3 separate regions of the Mus musculus genome follow, and regions 2 and 3 are each linked to region 1. Evidence: chromatin loops called from intact Hi-C (ENCODE). Cell type or tissue: heart. All regions are shown on one strand.

Region 1 (4,000 bases):
AAATAGGGCAGGAACCTGGAGGCGGAGCTGATGCAGAGACCCACAGAGGAGTGCTGCTTACTGACTTGCTCCTCATGGTTTGCTCAGCCTGCTTTCTTATAGAACCCAGGACCACCAGCCCAGGGATGGACCCCACAATGGGCTGGACTCTCCCCTATTGATCTCTAATTGGGAAAATTGCTTACAGCTGTATCTTATGGAGATATCTTTTCAATTGTGATTCCCTCCTTTCAGATAACTTGTTTGTCTGTTAAGCTGACCTATGACTAGCCAACACACTGTCTCACAAAAGCAAATACCCACAAAAGAAAATAATGAACTTCCCTTACACTCACATGTATAGGTAAACACGCACTAGGGTAATTATCACTTATAGATTAATGAGACTATTTTAAACATCTTTTGTTGTTGTTGTTGTTGTTGTTGTTGTTCTGCAATAGGGTTTCATACAGCCCAGGTTAGCCCTAAACTCTCAATTTACAAGAGGCTGCCTTGAATGGTGATCCTCCTGCCTGTCTCCAATTCTGGAATTACAGACTATGACATCATGCCCAAGTTTGCTGAGCTTTCTGAGAATAAGCCTGTTTATATCGTTGATTAGGTCAGAAGTAATGAACAGTATAGATGGGAAAACCACTGATAATTTGGTTTCTGCAAGGATCATGCTATAAAACTATAAGACACAATGAAATGTTTCTGAGTCTCATAATGAATCGTTCCAGCTATAATTTGATCATTTATTTTTAATATGCCTTCATCCCAGATAATTTAGCAATAAAACTTAATCTTTAGAACATTAAAAATGATATTTAAAAAGAAATGTTGGGGAGGGGGCTGAGGGGCTGTCATGTAGCTCAGATGGTCTGGAAGTCAATAGCTGAGGGTAGCCTTGAACTGGCTTTCCTTCTAAGTGCTGCATTTTACTTTCTCATCAATGCATAATTGTATATTAATCCATCATTATCAATTCCATATTTCACATATTCATATATAGAGACCGAAAAATAAAAAAAAAACATTTTACATTTCCATTGAATTCCACACAGATGAGATAAGAAGACTAGAAAGGACTCACATTTTTCAAGGTGTCCAGCCTTTTCATTTTGGATTAAAAACCAACCAGACACCTAAGGTCAGGAGAAGTCCATAACCAACAGAAATTATAAAAAGAGCAGCATTTTAAAATGAAGGCAGCATGCTGTTCCTAGGCAGTTTCCGAAAGTAATTGATTTCGTGTTTCTTATCTGCAGGTCGGTGGTGGTTTTGGAACCTTGGTCAGCCAGTGAACACTTTTGCACATGTATTTCTTTGAATCCTTTACCAGCTGAGAGGCTGATGTTTTATCAGAGGGAAGTGTAGTGGTTGCTTTTCATAGCAGCACAATACAGTGCTTTCTTTTGGGTGGGACACTCTGTCCAGATTTCCTTTGTACCAGATGGCTGCCTCCCAACACCCAAAGCTCCTGGGATCACTAGGGATCCAGATGTGCTCACTTCTGTAGCTCAACAGCTAGGAGGAGGCAGCTCCCTCCCTGCAGAGTCAGCCTTTAGACTTCATAACCATGGGTAGGCACACTTATAATGTATTTGATCATTGTTCACTTCTGATTTTGATCTGCAAAATAAGCGCCGTGTGGGGTTTTAAAATGTTTAAATTTTAAGTAGATGACTGTGGATAAGGCATTGATGAACACCTGTCAGGGACTCAATCCTGAGTCCCAGGGTTCAAGGCTTCTCCTTTCTTAATTCGCCAAACTTGTCCCTAGTTCAATTATACTGTTTCCATTTGACAAGTTAATTCATTTTGTTCGTTAGTAAGTACAATGCACTTTGATTTTAGGAAAAAAAAAAAAAAACAAACTGTGAATTCACTTCAATGTGCCCCAGATTGGATTTGTTTATTAAAGCTGGTCTGCCTTATTTCCCACTTGTACCAATTAAAAATACTAATTATTTCTGTGCTAGTATTCCAGGACCATCTTTCCACGCATGAAAGTTTTTGAAGGAATCAACATTTTAATAAAACGGACTGGTTTGGGAAATTAGTCTCATTTTAAAATGTTTTATGTCTGTTCTGGAATTCTCCTCTATTGGACGGAGTCACCAGAACCCCGTGATTTACACAGCGTGGCTGTAATTGCTTCAGGAAGGAACATGCCTCAATCTTGCTGCTAACCAGTTTTCAAATGAGGTTTCCGCATTTATTCTCAAAAATCTACTATTTTTCTAAGACCTAATGGCTACTTTCTGAATTCATAAATCAACTCCATTTCTTGTTCTCATGAGGAGTCCTCCAGGTCTGTATGGAGTCCTCCAGGTCTGTATGGAGTCCTCCAGGTCTGTATGGAGTCCTCCAGGTCTGTATGGAGTCCTCCAGGTCTGTATGGAGTCCTCCAGGTCTGTATGGGCAGGAAACAGGTGACTCACGTTTCTGATGTAAAATGGCGGGCGGGCGGGGGATGCAAAGATGATATTCTCAGCTGGCAGACGATGACTTTTCTCAGAGATGGAATGAACAATCTTTGTTTAAAATTTGTAGGAAAAAAAAATCACTAAGTCAGTGCAACAAAGGGGAACTAACTCCATGTTGGGGGAAGGAGACAGATACATTTTTATTGCTATAAACTTTTGTGTGTATGTGGGTTATTTATGATGTGTTATTCTCAATGACAAGTTTGTTCTCATTTAAGTGAGACTGTAAGCCCATACTTCATTTACCCCCTCTGATATCCTGTTGCTTGAGAGAAGAGAATATTTTGGAAGAAAACCATTTCAGTGGGACAGACAATAAGTTAAGTCTCAGAAAGTGAAGGGACGGTAAGAAGGCACTTTCCTTAAAAACTGTGTGTAAATGAAATTTTACTATATGGAAGTGCAGCCAGGGACATTGAACTCCCACACAGGAGAGCATTCACTCAACACTGAGTTCTTAGGTAAGTAACACGGTGGCAGCGTTTGGAACGATCATGGCTGATGCTTGCTGCCCCCAAATAGTGGTGGGAAGAGTAGAACAACTGAGTGTCTGCCTGGGAGCACTCGGGAGCCACCTGCCTTCTGAACTCTGAGAAGAATAACCTGAGCTCAGCATGGAGGGAAACCCAATTAGCAAAACTATCTAAAAGAAAAACCCCTGTGGCACTCACTATTTAGAATAAGGTTATTTTAGAGTTGTTGGCAAGACAATACATTAAGTTATCCTTTAGTGAGTTTTTACAGTTGGTTTTCTTGGGCTGTTGATGGGAACAGCACATGAAGGAGATGCAATTCTAGGAGAGGAAATTAGGCCATTGTTTTACTTTGGGTTTTACTGTTGCTGTGAAGAGACACCATGACCAAGGCAATGCTTACAAAAAACAACATTTAACTGGGGATGGCTTACAGGTTCAGAGGTTCAGTCCATTATCATCAAGGTGGGAGCATGGCAGTGTCCAGGCAGGCATAGTCCAGGAGGAGTTGAGAGTTCTATATCTTCATCTGAAGGCTGCTAGGAGAAGACTGGCTTTCAGGCAGCTAGGATGTGGGTCTTAAAGCCCACGCCAACAGTGACACATTCCTCCAATGCTACACTTCCTAATAGTGTCACTCCCTGGGTCAAACATATTCAAACCATCACAGTCATATTATATAAGATGTGTTAAAACAAAATCGCATGTCTTTAAAAAAAAAAAAAAGAAAAAGAAAATACAAAGTTTCTCGGCAATCCTGGCTGGCTTTAAACGTGGAGGCCTCAGGAAAGTTTGCATAACACATCCCTTGTCCTGAGCTCAGTCACATAAGGGAGATGTTATCTTGGTTTTCGAGGCTCCTGAGAACATCCCTGAACCTAAACCTGTTGATTGTGTTATTTTGTGGTCTGACTCTCTTTACCTCATGCTCCAGGTCTTGCCTGTTTTGTTAGACTTTGAAGATAACCAAACATTTCTCACTGAAACATTCTCTAAATTCAGGTCATGATGTCACATACCTTTAATCTTCGTGCTTGGGGGACAAAGGCAGGCACA
Region 2 (4,000 bases), 250 kb before region 1:
TTTCCTTCAAATGCATTCTTGTCTCCTCTCAACCTGCATGCATCTCCCCCTAACCTTTGCAGAGTATCCTAGACATGTGTTTTCTATTGTACTGTGATTTCTATAATATAACTGAGCTGAGATTACAGGAAAAGAGGTGACTATTTTTACATTTTGAAAAGGGCTAGATTATTTGGGGACTAAAGCTAATTTTGAGCCATTCCTAGTGTTGTTGGCATCCCTAGAGGGTCTATTTCCCCCAAATTTCATCACACTAAGTGTTAGGACTCATTCTGGTAGAGAAACTGCCCCTTCCTCCAATGTGACTCAAGTTTTGTTTCTCCGATCACAGTATCAACAGGAGACATCTCTTATGTTTTCAGGTTCTTGCGTCCCTGTGTTGTGAGGTGCTCTGACACATCTGTCATTTTCTAATTAAGTGATACGTGCCTTTACTGTATTGGGAATACCAGGTCATTATCCTGTGTGTTCTAAATATTTTCTCTTAGAAAATCATTTGTTCTCTATGCTAAATATGAGTTATACATTTTCATTTAACCAACTACCCACCCCAAACTTTGATTCGTATGCCACCTCACACTCAAGAATATGAGGAATTTTTTTGAAATACATTCAAAATTTTACTTTGAATTTTTTTATCTTACCAACAAAGATTTCCCTCATCCAATACTTACACAAGTGTCTTCAAATGCCTCAAAAGTTTTCTTTGTTTCTATTTGGTTCCTTAATATTTCTGGAATTTACTTTCAGATATAACCTGAGTTAAATGTTCTCTTCTTGCTCACACATGACCATTTTACTCTAAGCCCATTGTTGGTGTATTCTGTATTATATATAATAATGTTATATATACATAACTTTGAACATCATATATTCTTTTGCAGCAGCTTCTCTCAGATCTACATGTGGAAGCTGCTCGTACCACAGCTTTCTTCTCTATGTATGTAAAAGTTTCCCGGCAGACCAGCCAAACCCTACTTAGAGGATGGTTCCCTCCTGAATGAAGGAGTGCAACTCCTTTATGCAATGAAGCTTTTCATGTCTGTAAAGTTATCAAAATGATGTCCTTCAAATTTTGTCAAATAATATCATCAATGAGTTGCACTTATACTGGATCAGGATTTGACTTGCCTTTTCTAGGCTAAGGACATGGCTCACTTGGTAACATCCTTGCTATGGAAGTGTGAGGACTGCAGCTTGGAAAGCTGGACACGGTAGGATGTGTCTATAATCCCAACACTCCTAAGACAAAATGGGCTTTAGAGACAGGAGAATCTCCAGGAGTTTGTGAACCACCTAGCCTGGCATGTGCCTCTAGGAGACCCTATCTCTGTCAAGGTGGAAGGCAAGACATCAATACCTAAGTGTATCTACTGACCTTCACATGCATGTTGTAACATGTCTGTTCCTGTGTTCACACATACACACACATACACACACACACACACACACACACACACACACACACACGCATACACACGTATATGTTAACTGATTTTTCTCAACCCCATGAATAATTTAAGTATTAGGCTTTTTGACTACGTTATCTTTATTTACAAATGCAGCCCTCCAGGCTTAAAAGATAAAATATCTGTGTTCAATTAACTTAAACAGAACCATTTAGAATTACTCCATTTGTATGTTAGAATTGGCATAAAATGGCTCATACACTCTGCTACCTGTTACTGGATATATCTGGTGGAGAATTCTACTTTAATGAGGCTGCAGTGGCTTTTACCCTTATTTCCTTTGTGTTTATTCTGGGTAGTGCCTGCAAGAAGACTATTTTGGTTAAGGACACTGTTCTTGTCCTAAGGAGGAAGTGAGCACACTGAGCCTTGTCTCCAGCCCTTGAGCAGCTAGACAGGTCAGACAGACAGCTCTGTCAGCCAGGCTCCAGGAAGGGCTCTCCTGTCTCATGGAACAACCAAACAATTGTTACTATTTACAATGGCCCATATGCCGAAGTATTCTTAGAACAATGAGGAAAGGGAAAGTCGGCCACCAGGCAGGAAAGAGGGCTTTCAAGCCACAGCAAGCTCAGAGAATGTGCATGCCCTTTAAATGTAAACAGCTGGCTGCAGAGCTTATCCAAATAACAATGTACAGGGTGCTTGCCATGTGCCGGACACTTGACATAGCCATTGTCCCTGATCCCATAACCATTTCACCAGACCAGCATGATCCCAATCTAATCTGTGAAGAAATCAAGGCAAAGAGAGATGCTAACAAGGGAAACACGTTTCCAAGGGTGTGGAACGTTGTAGCGAAGCTACAACTCATCCAAATCAGAGCCTATGTATTCTTAGCTACCACTCTTAAAAATTAAAAATAAAGAAAAAGTTTACACTTCTTTGAAAAGGAATCCATAATCTTGTTACTAAAAGCACAAGGCAGTACAAAGAACACCAATAACAGTTTGAAATATGCTCTTTTTGAGTTCCTCTGAATTTCACAGAGGCAGTGGGAACTTGAAGAAAGTATGCTAAATGTTGTATGTGACAGCCCAACAGCTTCCCTTGCCATATACATAATGGATACCCTTGGCGAGCTCTCCAACTATGTAAATGACACAGAACAATCTCTTGTTCTGCTTATAGTAATTTTAGACCTTAACAAAATGTATGCAAAAACTCCAATTAACAAAAATAGGAATCTGCTGGGCAACTTGGGTTATTCTCAAATGAAATGGGCTTCAATGTGACTGAATGTTTCTGAGAGCTGCTATAGTAGAAAGGAGACTTTTTTTTTAAACCTTAAAAGAGGTTAAAAGAGAAAATAATAGAAAGGTTAAAACGTACATTATTGTTCTTGTTAAATGTGAGAACTCACTAGATTTCTGGCTTTTTCCAGCTATATTGTAATACTTAGTCTTCTGATGTTCTTAGTTTCCCCAGAACTCAACCTGTACATATTCTATAGTTAAATAAACTCAGGAGCTGTTTTCATGAGAATATTTCAAGCTACCTATCACACTCTCAGAATGCGAACCATTTGAGGACTTGGATCTTAAATCCTGCTATAGCTGCAGGAATATCTACAATGTAGAGGTGGTGGGACTCAGATTCTTAATGAACTAGCCTACCTCCATCTTAGGCTTAAAAACCATCTTATAGTAAAAACGAGCTAGGTTTATTCCTGTTTATGATTAAACCTCTGCTGCTCAAAGATTGGGTTATAACCCACCTGTAGCCTTAACTACAAATACCTCTGTATTGTCTACTCCAGGAAATGGCAATCATACCTTTATTTCCACCAGTTGTTATGACCACCAGTTGTTATGACTACCTTAAGACCATCTTGCAATCATGTCTTTGTTTCAAAGATTTGTAATGACCATCTTGCAACCCTACCTTTGTTTCAAAAGATTATTGTGACTACCTTGTTATGACCACCTTTTTTTTTGGTCCTGCTTCTGTAACCCCACCTATTTTCCCTGTCAAATCCCCATTTGGGAACCCCTTTCCCCTGAAGTATAAAACCCTGTCTTCCTCATATCTAAAGCTGATTTCTCAAACACCACGGGGGGCGGGGGGGGGGACGACAGCTTGCACACAAAATAAAAAGGCTTGCTTTAATTAATTACTTGCTTTAATTAATTTGGCTATGATGGTTGGGTATGTAATTTTTCTCTTTGAATCTTTGGAATTGACATTCCACTAGCTTTTATTTGTGGCACCCTTGGGATTAGATAAAAATCCATTTGTTCCTGCCATACAACGCAGAACTCTGAGCAAATAAAAGGGAAGGGAGAGAAAGATGTCTTGAAGTGAAATGAGACGGTCAGAGTGTGCATCGAACCTCAAGAGGAAGATACATTAGAACAGGGAAAGAATGGTGTGGACCAAGTTAAGCCTCCCCTTCCCGCAACATCCATATTAGATGTGGGCTCCATCCCTGCCAATATGCTTGTTTTGAGATGGGCTTTGAAAAGGTATTTTAGGTTTAGATGAATGAGATTCTGAAAGTGGAGCCTTCATCATGATGAATGCTTATAAAG
Region 3 (4,000 bases), 270 kb before region 1:
CCAGAATTCAAGTGTTCTGTTAGTAACTCAGAAGAAAATTAGCCATTTCAAGAGACGCTTGGGTTCGTTTCATAAATTTTAGCTAGAACTCTGACTTCTTAGTACTTCTTTATTTCCTTCTTGGAAAGTTAACTACCTGGGTTGTAGTTTCTGTCACTGTCCTGCGTCAGTCCTAAGAGTGACGTTTGTTCTTTTGGGTTAGAACAAGTACACTGGATTCTAAGAAATATCTTCCAGGCTTTTCGAGTGTCACTGTCTGGTTCTAGATCAGGCCAGTACCCTTTGCATGAAGCACAAAGGGCTTAAGCCTCTGGTGTGGACGAACCCCAGCCCCCACACTCAGTGTTGAGATTGTTCATTGGACACTTAGGAGAATCTGAAGAGTCTTCTGTTTTAGTTTCAGACTCACTCTATAGACTTGGCTGCCCTTGAACTCACAGAGATCCTCCTGCCTCTGCCTTTCAAGTGCTGGGATTAATTGTGTGCACCACCATTTCTGGCCTGTCCACCTGTTTTAGATAGTAGACTGCTTGTTTGCTTGTTTGTCTTTGTCAACTGATGTAAGGTCAGGCCATAAGGATGAAGGAGCCTCAATTGAGAAAATGCTCCCATTACAGTGGCCTGTGGGCAAGTCTGTAGGATGTTTTCTTGATTGAACTATTGATGAAGGTAGACTCAACCCACTGTGAGCATGCCATATCAGGACAAGGAGTCCTGGGGTTTCTAAGAAAGCAAGCTGAGCAAGCCATGGGGACAGTTGAGCCAGTGGCTCTCCTGCCTGCGTGTCCTCCTGCGTGTCCTCAGCTTCCGTGCCTGACTCCAGGTTCCTCTCTTGAGTTCCTGCCCTGACTTTCCTTCGCGGCACACTGTAAGCTCTGAAATAAAGTTCCTGCCCAACTTACTTTTAGCAATAATAGAAGTCAAATTAGAACAGGCAGCCCATCTGAAAACATGGCCTGGATTAGGATCCTGGACTAGGGTTCTGATACTTGAGTTTTTTCCCGAGTTCTGCTAACAGCTCTAATTTGGGGTTCAATTAACCCTCTAACCTTGATTTCTCTACCAACCCCTTCTACTCCTGAAAGTGACAATGGTTACTGCACTTCCCCATTTAATTTGAGATCTGAGGGGGAAAAATGAGAGTGGGATAGGTAGAGAGATGACTCAGAGGTTAAAGGCACTTTAGCTGCTCTTCCAGAGAAACGGGCTTTGATTTCTAGCACCTTCGTAGCAGCCCACAGTCACTTTTGACCTCAGTTCCGGGGGATCCAGTGCCCTCTTTTGGCATCTACAGGCCTTTCACCCACATGGTGCACAGACACAGATATAGACAAAAATGCTCATGTGCGAACAATAAAAAATATGTTTGGCTTCTCTCTTCTTCCGTCATCTTGCACCCTGCCCCTGATTCGGCTTCTTGCGGTGTCTTCTCACAAGACTTTCAAAATCAAGTGATTCCTGGCCAAGAAACGAAAGCAACATTGTCCTGTTTCTCAATGGATTTGATGAAAACTGGTAACAAAATCAGATACAATTCCAAGAGAGGGCAGTGGGAGAGAAGGCAGCCGGGTCCATAAGGATTCACACAACGGCAAGACTGAGGGTTTATACTGAGTTGTGCTCATCGGGCAGTCCTACCAGATGGAGCTCAACATTTTTAACCTGGAGACTTGCTCATGTCTAAATTAGGGGTGTGGTTTGTCCAGTAATAAAATGTAGAACCTTTCAAAAATTATTTTTAAAGTATATATGCATGCAGAGTTAAAAGGTGCCCTGGATGTGGAAGACAGTGTTTATTCTGTCCACACGGGACATGAGCTGCTCCTCTCGCCTTGCGTTACAAGCTGGATGGCTCAGGTGACTTTGGCCAGACAGGAAGGAAACAGACGATGAAGAAAGAGGATTAAGCAAGAAGAATAGAAGTAGCAAATAGCGTTACCCATTTTCCTGTGTGCTAACTTGGAACAGTTCTTAATAAAAGAGAATCACTTTGTACCCAGAATGGTTTTCCTCCAGCATGAGAGAGGGTGGTTGAATCCTGAGGCCCGAATGAAGCAGCATCTCATGTATGTTTGACACTGGTCAGTTCCCTCTTCCAGTGGTAGCCCCTCAGTGGCTCACAGGGTCCATCCTGCTTTGACAAAGTTCTAGAAAGCAAATCCTAAGGACACTATTCAGTTCTGCCACTGTGCCCAGTGGCATTGTGCCCAAGGTTGCAGCTTGAGCAATGAATGATTTCCTGCTCCTAAGGTCACGCAGCAAGCTGTACAGCCCCAGGAGTCACCAGAGAGGCGTCGTCTTCCCCTGGTCCATCCCTGAGCCACAGTGTTGAAGGACTCAATTGTTTAGTTTATTTTCTTTTTATTGCACCTTCTAGGCACCAGACTCACTGGAGACATCCTGACACATAATGCCTTATCCAGCACAATGAGATGCCCTTTACCTAGTCTTATGAAGGTACTGCCTTCCCTCCAGAACAAACAACGGAAATGCATCAGGAGGGCTCAGCTGCAGACAGAATGCACCTCGAAGCAGGAGCCACTTGGGGATTCCTCGGATGAAAGCAGATTTCAATGAACATTGTGTTTCAAAGCTTGCTTCCTCTCACCCTGCAAGGACCACAGAAGGAACATCCCACTTGCGGCTGCTGACACAAAGGAATGCTGGGACTGGGAGATTTTATCCGACCTTCCTGTGCCGCAGTAACAGAGCTCCGGTTGTGTCTTATAAGAATGGCTCATTGTTTCTTGGGGACTACTGGCTCCTTTGGGTGGGATCTGATGGCATCTCTGGAGTTGGAGGTGGTAGGTGGTACCGGGAGACCAGCCAGCTACAGGCCCCACCTTGTCGGCTCCCTGGAAGCCACTTGGCATGGCTTTCCAGTGGTGGATGCTACATCACTTAAAATTTAAACACGATCTGTTTGCTTACTAGTGTCTTCAGCTATACAAGCCAGGGAAATAGAAGTGATATCCAGGGTAAATTTGTTGGCAGAAAGTGTTTTGTTTTGTTTTTTTTCTACCGCCCCTCCAGCTGTTTGATTATTGACAAAACTGAGAAGCCTCAGAAAGTGTTTTGAAAATAGAAATGTAAGGATTGAAATCCGTATCTGGAGGGTTTAGATGCCTATTTGTGAGTATTTTTAGCTTGCATGACATAACCTCAAAAATGCATATTTGTCCAGTGAGGATGAACTCCCAGTTTTAAACCACCACAATTATAATGAAGAATATAAATTGATAACATTGGGCTAGTTAAAGTGGGCCAATCTTAGATACCGTCTCCTTTTTCTCAGAAAGTTTTTGGTTGTCTATCAGTAAAGAAACCATGATGGTTACGTGGCTGGCTACGTGGAGGACAGGATTTATTCTCTTCCTTTTCTTCTCCCTGTTCCTCGAGGCCTGCCGACACTTGTGATACATGAGAATCCTAGCATTGTCAGTAACAGCACATGGTAAGGAGTAAGGGTAACAACCATGACTTCTCCACAAAAGGAAAGGTCACTTGTCTGCCTGTAACTTTGTCCAGGTTTACAGGATAACAATATCACCAAACACCTTCTTTGTTCTGAACATCCTTACTGAAATTTCCACATATTGACATTAGCTATGAATATATTTATCTCCCCTTAGTGAGCTATGGGCAATTCAAGAAGGAGAATCCTATTTCCATTCATCTTTCTATTTCCAGTGTCTAGAAAATATCATATCCCTAATGATTGGCTGGGTGGTTGGATGCCTGTGCTATAGCATCTAACATAGTAACCAGTGGGGATTCATGTATCTAGTGACTGGGTGGGTGGTTGAATGTCTGTGTTATATCGTCTAACATAGTAACCAGAAGGAATTTGACTCAGGCTCTCTATGTCCTCCTTGGCATAACTGCACATGTAAATCAGTGATGCTTGTATTGGTCTACCCTTAGATGCACAGAATCCAGAGATTTTTCAATATCACATTGTTTTGCTCCTTTGGTTACAGCTGAGATGAGGTACAATGAG

Evidence for each region. Hi-C counts contacts between places; a loop is a spot of excess contacts. Peaks named below come from ENCODE experiments on the same cell type or tissue, not always from the same donor. Only the 100,000 strongest peaks of a DNase experiment are listed, where the experiment ranks them.
Region 2: a loop joins it to region 1, with 10 times the contacts of the local background. A loop is called at or near these places in 2 of 42 quality-filtered maps.
Region 3: a loop joins it to region 1, with 11 times the contacts of the local background. A loop is called at or near these places in 3 of 42 quality-filtered maps.

What each region holds. Positions count from the first base shown.
Region 1 is chr10:21,951,288-21,955,287 of GRCm38, forward strand. All of the region lies in intron 2 of Sgk1 (serum/glucocorticoid regulated kinase 1), which reads left to right. Among named protein-coding and RNA genes, the nearest start is that of Gm46215, 71 kb to the left of the region's middle. In heart, a CTCF peak has its summit at 1,508; a DNase peak (open chromatin) is centred at 1,424.
Region 2 is chr10:21,699,810-21,703,809 of GRCm38, forward strand. No RefSeq gene overlaps it. Among named protein-coding and RNA genes, the nearest start is that of Gm5420, 11 kb to the left of the region's middle. In heart, no CTCF peak of the experiment used is centred here; a DNase peak (open chromatin) is centred at 1,952; H3K27ac peaks cover 277 bases.
Region 3 is chr10:21,676,659-21,680,658 of GRCm38, forward strand. No RefSeq gene overlaps it. Among named protein-coding and RNA genes, the nearest start is that of Gm5420, 12 kb to the right of the region's middle. In heart, a CTCF peak has its summit at 2,259; a DNase peak (open chromatin) is centred at 2,533; H3K27ac peaks cover 733 bases.